Regions from separate parts of the Homo sapiens genome. Here region 1 is linked to region 2. The links are chromatin contacts, found by Hi-C or POLR2A ChIA-PET in ENCODE. All regions are on one chromosome and are shown on one strand. The core of a region is the stretch at or near the end of the contact, and the rest is flanking DNA. Distances in the headings are between cores, read along the strand shown. Region 1 overlaps ABCC1 (ATP binding cassette subfamily C member 1 (ABCC1 blood group)). Region 2 holds the start of PARN (poly(A)-specific ribonuclease).

Region 1 (5,204 bases), core at 704-3,203, 1.3 Mb after region 2:
ACTCCTTCATTTTAAAGTGCCCCAGGAGAAGTGGACGATTACAAAGTTGAGATTCCACTTAAGTGTCCCCTTAGTTTAACTGTGGGATTCATCTCCTGGGGAGGTTGCCAGGTTCTGGAAAGTGGGTGTTAATGACCAGGGAGGGTGCCCCTAGGCTAGCATCCTGTAACCCTCAGGAATTGAGATTTTTATGGAGGTTTTCTCTTCCTCTCTGTGAGTTTTCTCTCTGAGAAACCTGTCTAGGGAGGGAGGCTCTAGGCTAGCATCCTGTAACCCTCAAGTAGTAATTGAGATTTTTATGGAGCTTTTATCTTCCTCTCTGTGAGTTTTCTCTCTGAGGAACCTCAGTGTACCTTTTACTGGCCTCCTAGGTAATACTTGTTTGGAGAATATGTGTGATGTCTAAGTCTTCCCAGTACAAGAAATTTGTGTGGTGTTTGACTGATTGATGGATGGAGTCTTGTTCTGTCGCCCTAGCTGATTGTACCACTGCACTGCAGTCTCGACCTCCCAGGCCAAGTGACCCTCCCAACTCACCCTCCCAAGTAGCTGGGACTACAGGCATGCACCAGCACACCCGGCTAATTTTTGTATTTTTTTTTGTAGAGATGGGGTTTCACTATGTTGCCCAGTTTGGTCTTGAACTCTTGAGCTCAAGCAGTCTCCCAGAGTGCTGGGATTACAGGTGTGAGCCACCACGCCCAGCCTCGTGTGGTCTTTGATACCCCTGGGTTCATTGTATTGTTCTTCCCACACTGCTTTTCATTCATTCATTTATTCAGTCATTATTAATTGAGCAGCTACTATGTGCTGCTGCTGCTCTAGGCACTGAGGATACAACAGTGAACAGGACAGACCAGGCCCATGTTCTCATGGGGTTTACACTGAGGGTGACGGAAATGATTTCAGATGCTGGCAAGTGCTGCAAAGACTTGAACCGGGAAAAACTGGGTGAGGTGCAAACTACTACGGAGGGATGTCCACAGAAGGCCTTTCGGAGGCGGTGAGGTTTGACCCCAGAGCTCAGTGGCAAAGCTGGCCATGCAAGGATGTGGGGGAAGGGAGTCCCAGAGTGGGAAGAGAATGTGCATAGGCCTTGAGGAAGATCATGGTGTGGTTAAAGTATTGAGGAGTTTAACTCAAAGGAACTGCAGAGCCCATCTCATAAAAATCTAGCCTGGAGCATTCGGCAAAATGCATAAAGCACTAACACAATGGCTTGTGGTCCTGGAATTTCCAGGGAAGGCGCTTACCAGCTCAGCAAGGAAGTAGAACAATGCATGGTCCCTGGCAGAAGCAAGAACCTTCTGATCTGTTTATGTTTGAATGAAACGCAGGTTTTTTTTTTTTTTTTTTTTTTTTAAAATAGATGGGGGTCTTGCTATGCTGCTCAGGCTGGTCTCGAACTCCTGGGCTCAAGCAATCCACCCACCTTGGCCCTTCCATGTGCTGGGATTACAGGCATGAGGCACTACGCCCTGCTGAATCTCAGGTCTTAAAAATTCAGTTTATTTTGTTTTATGAGTCTCTTCTCTTTCTCAGAACCTTAACTGAAACGTTTGTGATCAAGACCAACTTGGGTTTCCCCACTCCCCAGTTGCCTTTGATTCTCCGCCAAAGGCTTGTTCGTAAGATGATGAGGTACTTTTTTCCTGTGGTTAAGAGGACTTTCTATAGGTTGCTAGAAAACTCTTGTTTTAAAACAAGATGTTGTTGAATTGATCTGGCTGATTGCAGGAGGAAGATCTTGTACTGCAACTTTGTTGATGATGCTAATACTTTAAGGTGAATATTCTAGAAGAATATAAAGGGAAAAATAAAAGTTTTAGTATGTTCCCACCCTGCCCTTTGTTCCCAGAAGTAGCCGTTATTGATGATGGTTGTTGATGATAGTTTCTTGGGTGTTTTTCGAGAAAAGTTTCAAGTATATGCAAATGTATGTGCAAGAACGTGTTCGTTTGTGTGTATATGTTTACATATTCATTTTTTCCCTCCCTAGTTGGGTATTTTAAATACTGTTTTGTCTCTTGTTCTCTTCACTTAACCAGTGTTGATTTTCTTGCCATTTTAAGCCCATGCAAATTGAAAGTAAAAGCCAATCAAATCAACTTTTTTTTTTTTTTTTTTTTAAACAAGCCACGCATTTGCCTGTTAAATGGCTGAGCCATGTATTCACCCATTCCCCTCTTGGTGTCTATCAAGGTCATTCCCAGTTCCTGGTTTCTTGCTGTGATAAGCAGTGCTGCACTGAAGGCACATGTATGCAAATATATGTAAATGATTCAGCAGAATAAATTTTCCCACAGGAAATTGCTAGGTTGACAGTATGTGCATTTTGAAATTTGATAGTTAATTGTCAGGTTACTGCAGCAGTTTATACTCCCACTAATGGGCCCACCAGCACTTATTAAGCACCTGTTGTTTTCCTGCCATATCAGAAAAATTGAGCAAGCTGGGAAGTGATCAGGCCCATGTTGCTTGGCTGTGTGTGAGAGGGCTTTGCCCAGTTAAGTTAAACCTTACTTTCCAGAGGTCAGGAGATCAAAGCAGAAGTGTGCTTTGGTTTTGTTCAGTTTTTTAAAAGATGTGTTTAAATTTTAAACATCTTTGGACTTATTTTAAAAATTGCTTTTAAATCAATAATTTAACAATGTGTAAAAACATTACTGATAGTCTCACCATGCTAATGTCACTCTGATTTTTACACCTAAACTAATTTAATTGCAGAGTTTTCTGATCACAAGTGACATGTGTTCCATATGACAGAACAAACAATACAAAGATATTTAAATAAAGCCTGAACATGGTACTGATATTAGTTTGTTCATGCTGCTATGAAAAAATACCTGAGACTGCGTAGTTTATAAAGGAAAGAGGTTTAATTGACTCACAGTTCTGCATGGCTGGGGAGGCCTCAGGAAACTTAAAATGATGGTGGAAAGGAAAGCAAACATGTCCTTCTTCACATGGTGGCAGGAGACAGAAGTGCAGAGTAAAGAGGAGAAAAGCCGGTATAAAACCATCAGATCTTCTGAGGACTCACTATCAGGAGAACAGCATGGGGGAACCGCTCCCATGATCTAATCACCTCCAGTGAGGTCCCTCCACCAACACGTGGGGATTACAATTAAGATTACAATTCAAGATGAGATTTGTGCGGGGACACAGAGCCGTGCCATATCATTCTGCCCCTGGCCCCTCCCAAATCTCATCTTTCTCATATTTCAAAACACAATTATGCCTTCCCAACAGTTCCCCAAAGTCTTAACTCATTTCAGCATTAACTCAAAAGTCTATGTCCAAAATCTCATCTGAGACAAAATCTAGTCTCTTTCACCTATCAGCCTGTAAAATCAAAAGAAGTTAGTTAGTTCCTAGATACAATGGGGGTACAGGCATTGGATAAATACACCCGTTTGAAATGGGAGAAATTGGCCAAAACAAAGGGGCTGCAGGCCCCATGCAAGTCTGAAATCCAATAGGCCAGTCATAAAACTTTCAAGTTCCATAGTTATCTCCTTTGACTCCGTGTCTCACATCCAGGTCACACTGTTGCAAGAGGTGGGCTTCCACGGCCTTGGGCAGCTCTGCCCCTGTGGCTTTGCAGGGTATAGCCCCGCTCCTGGCTGCTTTCACAGGTTGGCGTTGAGTGTCTCCGTCTTTTCCAGGCACACGATGTAGCTGCAGGTGGATCTACCATTCTGGGTTCTGGATGGTGGCCCTTTTCTCACAGCTCCATTAGGCAGTACCCCAGTGGGGACTCTGTGTGGGGGCTCTGACCCCATATTTCCCTTCTTTACTGCATTGGTAGAGGTTCTCCATAAAGGCTCCACCCCTGCAGCAAACTTCTGGCTGGACATCCAGGCATTTGCATACATCCTCTGAAATCTAGGTGGAGGTTTCCAAACCTCAGTTCTTTAGTTCTATGTACCCACAGGCTCAATACCACATGGAAGCTGCCGAGGCTTGGGGCTTGCACCCTCTGAAGGCACAGCCTGAGCTGTGTACCTTGGCTCCTCTTAGCCATGACTGGAGTGGCTGGGCACCAAGTCCTAAGGCTGCACACATCAGGGGGGCCCTGGACCCAGCCCAGGAAACCGTTTTTCCCTCCTAGGCCTGTGATGGGAGGGGCTGCTGTGAAGGTTTGTGATATGCCCTGGAGACATTTTCCCCATTGTCTTGGAATTGGGCTCCTTGTTACTTTTGCAAGTTTCTGCAGCCGGCTTGAATTTCTCTTCAGAAAATGGGTTTTTCTTTTTACATTGTCAGACTGCAAATTTCCACACTTTTTTTTTTTTTGAGATGGAGTCTCTCTCTGTTGCCCAGGCTAGAGTGCAATGGCATGATCTCGGCTCATTGCAACCTCTGCCTCCTGGGTTCAAGCAATTCTCCTGCCTCAGCATCCCGAGTAGCTGGGATTACAGGCACCCGCCATCATGCCTGGCTAATGTTTGTATTTTTGTAGAGACAGGATTTCACCATGCTGGCTAGACTGGTCTCGAATTCCTGACCTCAAGTGATCTGCCCACCTTGGCCTCCCAAAGTGCTGGGATTACAGGCGTGAGCCACTGCGCCCGGCCAATTTCCACCCTTTTATGCTCTGCTTCCTCTTGAATGCTTTGCTGCTTAGTAATTTCTTCCCCTAGATGCCCTAAATCTTCTCTCTCAAGTTCAAAGTTCCACAGATCTCTAGGGCAGGGTCAAAATGCTGCCAGTCTCTTTGCTAAAGCATAGCAAGGATCAGGAGAACAGCATGGGGGAACCGTCCCCATGATCTAATCACCTCCCATGATGTCCCTTCCCTAATATGTGGGGATTCCAATTCAGATTACAATTCAAGATGGGATTTAGGTGGGGACACAGAGCCAGACCATATCAGTAATCTCTTGGGCTAACCAATAACCAATGTATTCTTGTATTTTTTCTTTGAAATTTTATAAATATTTATAAATTTAAATAACATTTAAATCAAAATGGATTATGTTGTAATCATTACTCTGCCAGTTTTTTTTTTTTAATTTTTAAATTTATTTTTTGTAGAGACAGGATCTCCCTATGTTACCCAGGCTGGTTTTGAACCCCTGGACTGAATCGATCCTCCGGCTTTGGCCTCCCAAAGTGCTGGGATCAAAGTTTGTTAATTTGATAGCTAAAATATATTTTCATCTGCATTTCAATTACAATTAGAAGCTATGTATCCTGCA
Region 2 (5,207 bases), core at 112-2,611:
GGAAAAAAAATTTGCAACTTTAAGTGTCAGTGAAGTATTTCCTGTATACACACCTGTTGAGGCAGGCAATGAACACGTCCACTAATGCATAAAGAAATATCTCATTTATCTGCAAAAACCTGACCCTAGCCGGTCACAAAAGGGCAAATATTGTAAGATTCCACTTATATGAGATGTTAAGGGCAGTCAAATTCAGAGACAAATGGCGGTTGCTAAAGGCTGGGCGAAAGGAGAAATGGGGAGTTTAATGTGTAAAGAGTTTCAGACTGTGAAGATGAAGAAGTCCTAGAGATGGATGGTGATGTTTGCACAGCAATGTGAATGTACTTAATGCCACTTAACTGTAAAGCCACTTAAAATGGCAAATTTCATGTTATACCTATTTTACAATCAAGAAAAAAAACAGTCTGACCCTAATCCTCAAGCTCTCTGCAATGTACACGCCGCACTGTTTTAAGCAGCATCAAAACCATCATCTCTATCTGAGATCCTGAGTCCAATCACAAACCTACGGCGTATCTTCATTTCTTTCGTGCTTTTGAAACGTTTAAAGGGTAACACTGAGACCTGTGAAACCCGCCCAAGGCTACTAACAGCAAGAGGCCACCACCAAGCATAAGAAGTTGGGGGCTGGGGGATTGAAGGAGCCTTGGCTATGCACTGCAAAGTGCTAGCCTGAGCTTGCAAGGGAGGGATACCTGAAAACTCCCCATCGATGGCGAAGAAGTCGGCCTCCTCTATGGCCTGGTACACTTTGTGAAGATTACTCTTAAAATCTGCGGAGAAACCGAAAAGAGGCTCAGAACCAGTGGCCTGAATTCCTGCTAAGGGGAGAGGGAAGGAGGGCCGAGGAGCTCCCGAGGCTGAGAGCCGGAAGGGGAAAAGTCCCGGAGGTGTGCACCGGGGCGAGGGGAATCAAGTCCTCGAGGGGTGCATGGGTCAGGGGGGACAAGCCCCGGGGGGTGCCCGGCCCGGAGAAGGACAAGGCCCCGGATGGTGCCGGGGTTGGAGGAGTAAGTACAAGGCTCCTAGGGTGCACGGTCCGCAGCCGGAAAAGACCCCAAGAGGCGCACCGGCTTAAGGAGGGAAAAGCCCTGAGGGGCTGCCTCAGCCCCAGGCCCAGCCAAACACGCCGGCCATGGTCTCGGCCTAGCAGGCCAGGGGCAGCCGGGTGTGGGGAGGCGGGGAGGTGTACGGCGGACACGCACTGCTCCTGATTATCTCCATTCTGCAGAGTGGCCGGAACCTTGGCCCCACCCGGGCCCGCGCCCGCCTCAGCGGTTCTACTCGCCGAATTCCGCGGCGACTGCGGCAGTAGCTGAGGCAGCCGCAGCGGTGACGCCGGCCGCGACTTCCGGAAACAGCGCGCGCCTGCTGCGCTTGCGTCAGCGCCTGCGCGGCGGCGGGGGCGGGGCCAAGGCTGGGCTCCTTTCCCTCCTTATAGGGACAGGGGAGGGGCGTGGCTATCGAAGTCCCCAAGGCGTGGCCTAATTTGTGCGGGCTTTCACTTCAGTAGAAAAAATGTGCATGTCTCGACATCCAGTCGACCAGGAAATACTGACTGGGTTTCTGTGATATGCTAGCCACTCTTACAGGGGTGGAGATACAGTGATGAACAGGAAGACGTGCTCCCTGCCCCATTGTAGCTTAAACTTGGGGTAAGGGGAAATTCAGGCAGGAGTGAAACTTGCCATTTGGTAACACATGAAAATCGCTATTAAGAAAAAGAGCGGGGCGATGTAATAGAGAATAATGGGATCCGGGTGCGGTGGCTCACGCCTGTAAGCCTAACACTTTGGGAACCCGAGGCGGGAGGATCCGTTGAACTGAAGAGTTCGAGACCAGCCTGGACAGCATAGTGAGACCTGTCTCTTAAAAAAATAAAATTAGGCCGGACCCGGTGGCTTATGCCTGTAATCCCAGCACTTTGGAAGGCCGAGGCGGGCGGATCACGAGATCAGGAGTTCGAGACCAGCCTGGCCAACATAGTGAAACCCTGTCTCTACTAAAAATATAAAAATTGGCTGGGCTTGGTGACTCATGCCTGTAATCCTAGCGATTTGGGAGGCAGAAGCGGGCGGATTACCTGAGGTCAGAAGTTCAAGAGCAGCCTGGCCAACATGGTGAAACCCTGTCTCTATTAAAAATACAAAAAATTAGCCGGGTGCAGTGGTGCGCGCCTGTAATCCCAGCTATTCGGGAAGCTGAGGCAGGAGAATCTCTTGAACCTGGGAGGCGGAGGTTGCTGTGAACCGAGATCACGCCACTGCACTCCAGCCTGGGTGACAGAACGAGACTTGTTTTCAAAAAAAAAATTAAATTAAATTAAAAGAATAATAGGGGTTGTTACTTAGGTGATCACGGAAAGCAAAGCTGAGACCCTTAGCTACTGCATTAGCCTCTGGGAATACTATGTCGAGTGCAACATATGAGGCCCGGCCCTAATGGAATTGTATGTTGGTTTGGGGTTGCTGTTCTCCAATGCCTAGCACTGGGCTGACACGTAGTAGACACTCAATAAGCATGGGTTGAATGAATACATTCAGGTTGGTCTTTCACAAAAGCCAACTATGAAAAGTTGGTTAGTGCCGGATGCGATGGCTCACGCCTGTGATCCTGGCACTTTGGGAGGCCGAGGCAGGCGGATTGCTTGAGGCCAGGAGCTCGAGACCAGCCTGGGCAACACGGTGAAACCCCATCTCTACTAAAATACAAAGAATTAGCCTGGCGTGGTGGCGCACCCCTGTAGTCCCAGCTACTCGGGAGGCTGAGGCAGGAGAACTGCTTGAACCCGGGAGGCGGAGGTTGCAGTGAGCCAAGATTGTGCCACTGCACTCCAACCTGGGCGACAGAGCGAGACTCCGTCTCCAAAACAAACAAACGAACAAAAGGAAAGTTGATTAGAAGACCTATTTTCAAAATCTATCTCAGCCACTTATTAGTTCTGGAATGCATTAAACCTTCCTAAACCTCAATTTCCTGGGATTGTATTGAGGCTCAGTGGTGCTAATGAATGTGAACTGGGAAGCAGCGTATTAATAAATCTGTATAAATAACTGTTTAATGGGGGCCTGGCGCCATGACTCACACCTGTAATCCCAGCGTTTTCGGGGGCTGAGGCAGGAGAATCGCCTGAACCCAGGAGTTCCAGACCAGCCTGGGGAAAAGAGCGAGACCCTGTCTCCATAAAAATAAAATGAAATTTTAAAATGAGCCAGGCGTGGTTGTGCACGCCCGTAGTCCCAACTATTCACGAGGCTGAGGTGGGATAATCGCTTGAACCCGGGAGGCGGAGGTTGCAGTGAGCCAAGATCGTGCCACTGTACGCCAGCCTGGCGGGTGAGAGTGAGACTCTGTCTCAAAAACAAACAACAACAACAAAACAAAACCAAATAATCAGCATAAGTTCTAGACGCTGTGACCTAGACGCTGGGAAGGGGCGAAACGTGGTGATAAGAAAACCATTTCAAGCTGTACGAGGTGGCTCACGCCTGTAATCGCAGCACTTTGTAAGGCTGAGGCAGGAGGATCCCTTGACGCCATATGTTCAAGATCAGCCTGGAAAACGCAGCGAGACCCCATCTCTACGAAAAAAAAAATATTTTAATAGAAATAAAAGTCATTTAATTCCGATTCTTAACACCGTAAATTGAACGTATAGTCCTGTGATTTTCTACATAAAATGTGAAGGCAAAAAATAACTGTAGAGAGTACGGTGCGGCCTTGTAATATTTTAATTTCTAGGCAAAGCTTGTATCCTCCGGATACAAGAACAGCCGCCCAGGAGGAGCGGAAACTGACACACACCCGTCACCCCTTGGGCTGTGACTGCCGAGCCCGGGTACTCGGTCTCTGGGTGAAGAGGAAGGGGCGGGACCGGCGGTATTACGCATGCGCCCACTTCCTCCGGCTGGGAGTGGCCGCTCTAGGCAGCGGGGAGGTCGCGGGGTTGAGGGGGGTTGTGAAAGGAGAGCGGCCTCTCCTCTATGGTCACGGGGCCGGGGCACGCTTCCCCCACTCTGTCTTGTTACTTCCGGTAGCGAAGCCTCTCCCTCTTCCTCTGCTCCCGCGGGGTCTGTGCTGAGAATAATGGCCCGGTTGGCCCGGGACGAGTGGAATGGTAAGCCGCGACACGGCTGGGGGGTGCTGAGGGGGCGACTCGGGCTTGATATCGGGGAGTGATGTGGAAGACGGAGCGGGAATCCCTTCTGCGGAGCCTCCCCAGCCGGGTCGTAGGAGGCGCGCGGGGCCTCTCCTCACGCAGGCCCGAGTCCTGAGCATCCCCACTCCTGGCCGCGGGGTTCGGACCCCAGCTTGGCCAACTGCGCTATCCCTTCCCGAGAGCCCCACGTCCGCACAGCCGGTCGCTGGGCCTCGCCTGCGTCCTTTCGGGGGTCAGGGTCAGAGCCACTCCCTCCTGGGGCTCCCTAGGGCGGGAAGGAGGAGGGGTCGCTTCCAAACACCTTGGAGGGGAACCACGGGGCGCCTGCCCGCCAGGAGCGCTTGCCACACCCTGCAACAGCCGGACCAGAATTGATGAGGCTTCTGATAGTCGCCACGCTGAGTTTACGGTCTAATTGTCGAGGCACGTTCCTGGCCTAAGGCGGAGCGATTGTGCCCATTCTTTAAAGTAGGGTGACCGAAGCGCAGAAGGGAGAAAGTGAAATCCCAAAGTCACACTGGGGCCAGGCAAGAACTCGGCTCTTCTGATTCTGCGACTTGCGGCTCGGAAATAACTTAGGCAAAAGAGAATTTTCTTTTTTTTCTTTTTAGAGACGGAGTCTTGCCCTGCCGCCCAGGCTGGAGTGCGGTGGAGCAATCTCGGCTCACTGCAACCTCCGCCTCCCAGGTTCAAGCGATTCTCTTGCCTCAGCCTTCTGAGTAGCTGGGATTACGGGCCCGCGTAACCACGCCCGGCTGATTTTTGTATTTTTAGTAGAGACGGGGTTTCACCATGTTGGTCAGACTGTTCTCGAACTCCTGGCCTCAAGTGACCCACTCGCCTCGGCCTCCCAAAGTGGGGAGATTACAGGCGTGAGCCACCGCGCCCGGCCGAGAATTGTCTTTTATTAAAAAAGCCGGCGGGAGGGGGCGACAGATGAGAGTCAGGTTGTGTCTAAACGGGGACCTTTGGAGGGGCAGGAGGCAGCATCCCAGCTTCCGCGGAAAACAGAGTGAGAGCCTAGACGCTGTTAAGCCCTCAACTG

What was found. A loop is a pair of places that touch in the nucleus more often than their neighbours do. ChIA-PET counts read pairs that join two places held with the same protein, here RNA polymerase II (POLR2A). Pooled maps may share reads with other maps.
Region 1: a loop to region 2 is called in a map of naive thymus-derived CD4-positive, alpha-beta T cell, with 9 times the contacts of the local background. The contact joins the enhancer-like site here to the promoter of PARN in region 2. A Hi-C loop is called at or near these places in 1 of 168 maps with a recorded cell type or tissue (naive thymus-derived CD4-positive, alpha-beta T cell) and 8 of 50 pooled maps. POLR2A ChIA-PET finds 5 or more read pairs at or near these places in 1 of 52 experiments (T-cell).

Annotation. Positions count from the first base shown.
Region 1 is chr16:15,959,663-15,964,866 of GRCh38, forward strand. All of the region lies in intron 1 of ABCC1 (ATP binding cassette subfamily C member 1 (ABCC1 blood group)), which reads left to right. Among named protein-coding and RNA genes, the nearest start is that of ABCC1, 13 kb to the left of the region's middle. Within about 2 kb of position 1,954, at least 7 of the 41 ENCODE cell types and tissues checked have a DNase peak (open chromatin) inside an H3K27ac peak, as active enhancers do.
Region 2 is chr16:14,628,899-14,634,105 of GRCh38, forward strand. It overlaps PARN (poly(A)-specific ribonuclease), which reads right to left and starts at 1,362. Exons shown (of 24, transcript NM_002582.4): 1 at 1,209-1,362; 2 at 699-776. The coding sequence starts at 1,227. It overlaps BFAR (bifunctional apoptosis regulator), which reads left to right and starts at 4,053. Exons shown (of 8, transcript NM_016561.3): 1 at 4,053-4,120. RefSeq lists enhancers at 330-853, 854-1,375, 1,376-1,898, 3,498-4,065, 4,066-4,635.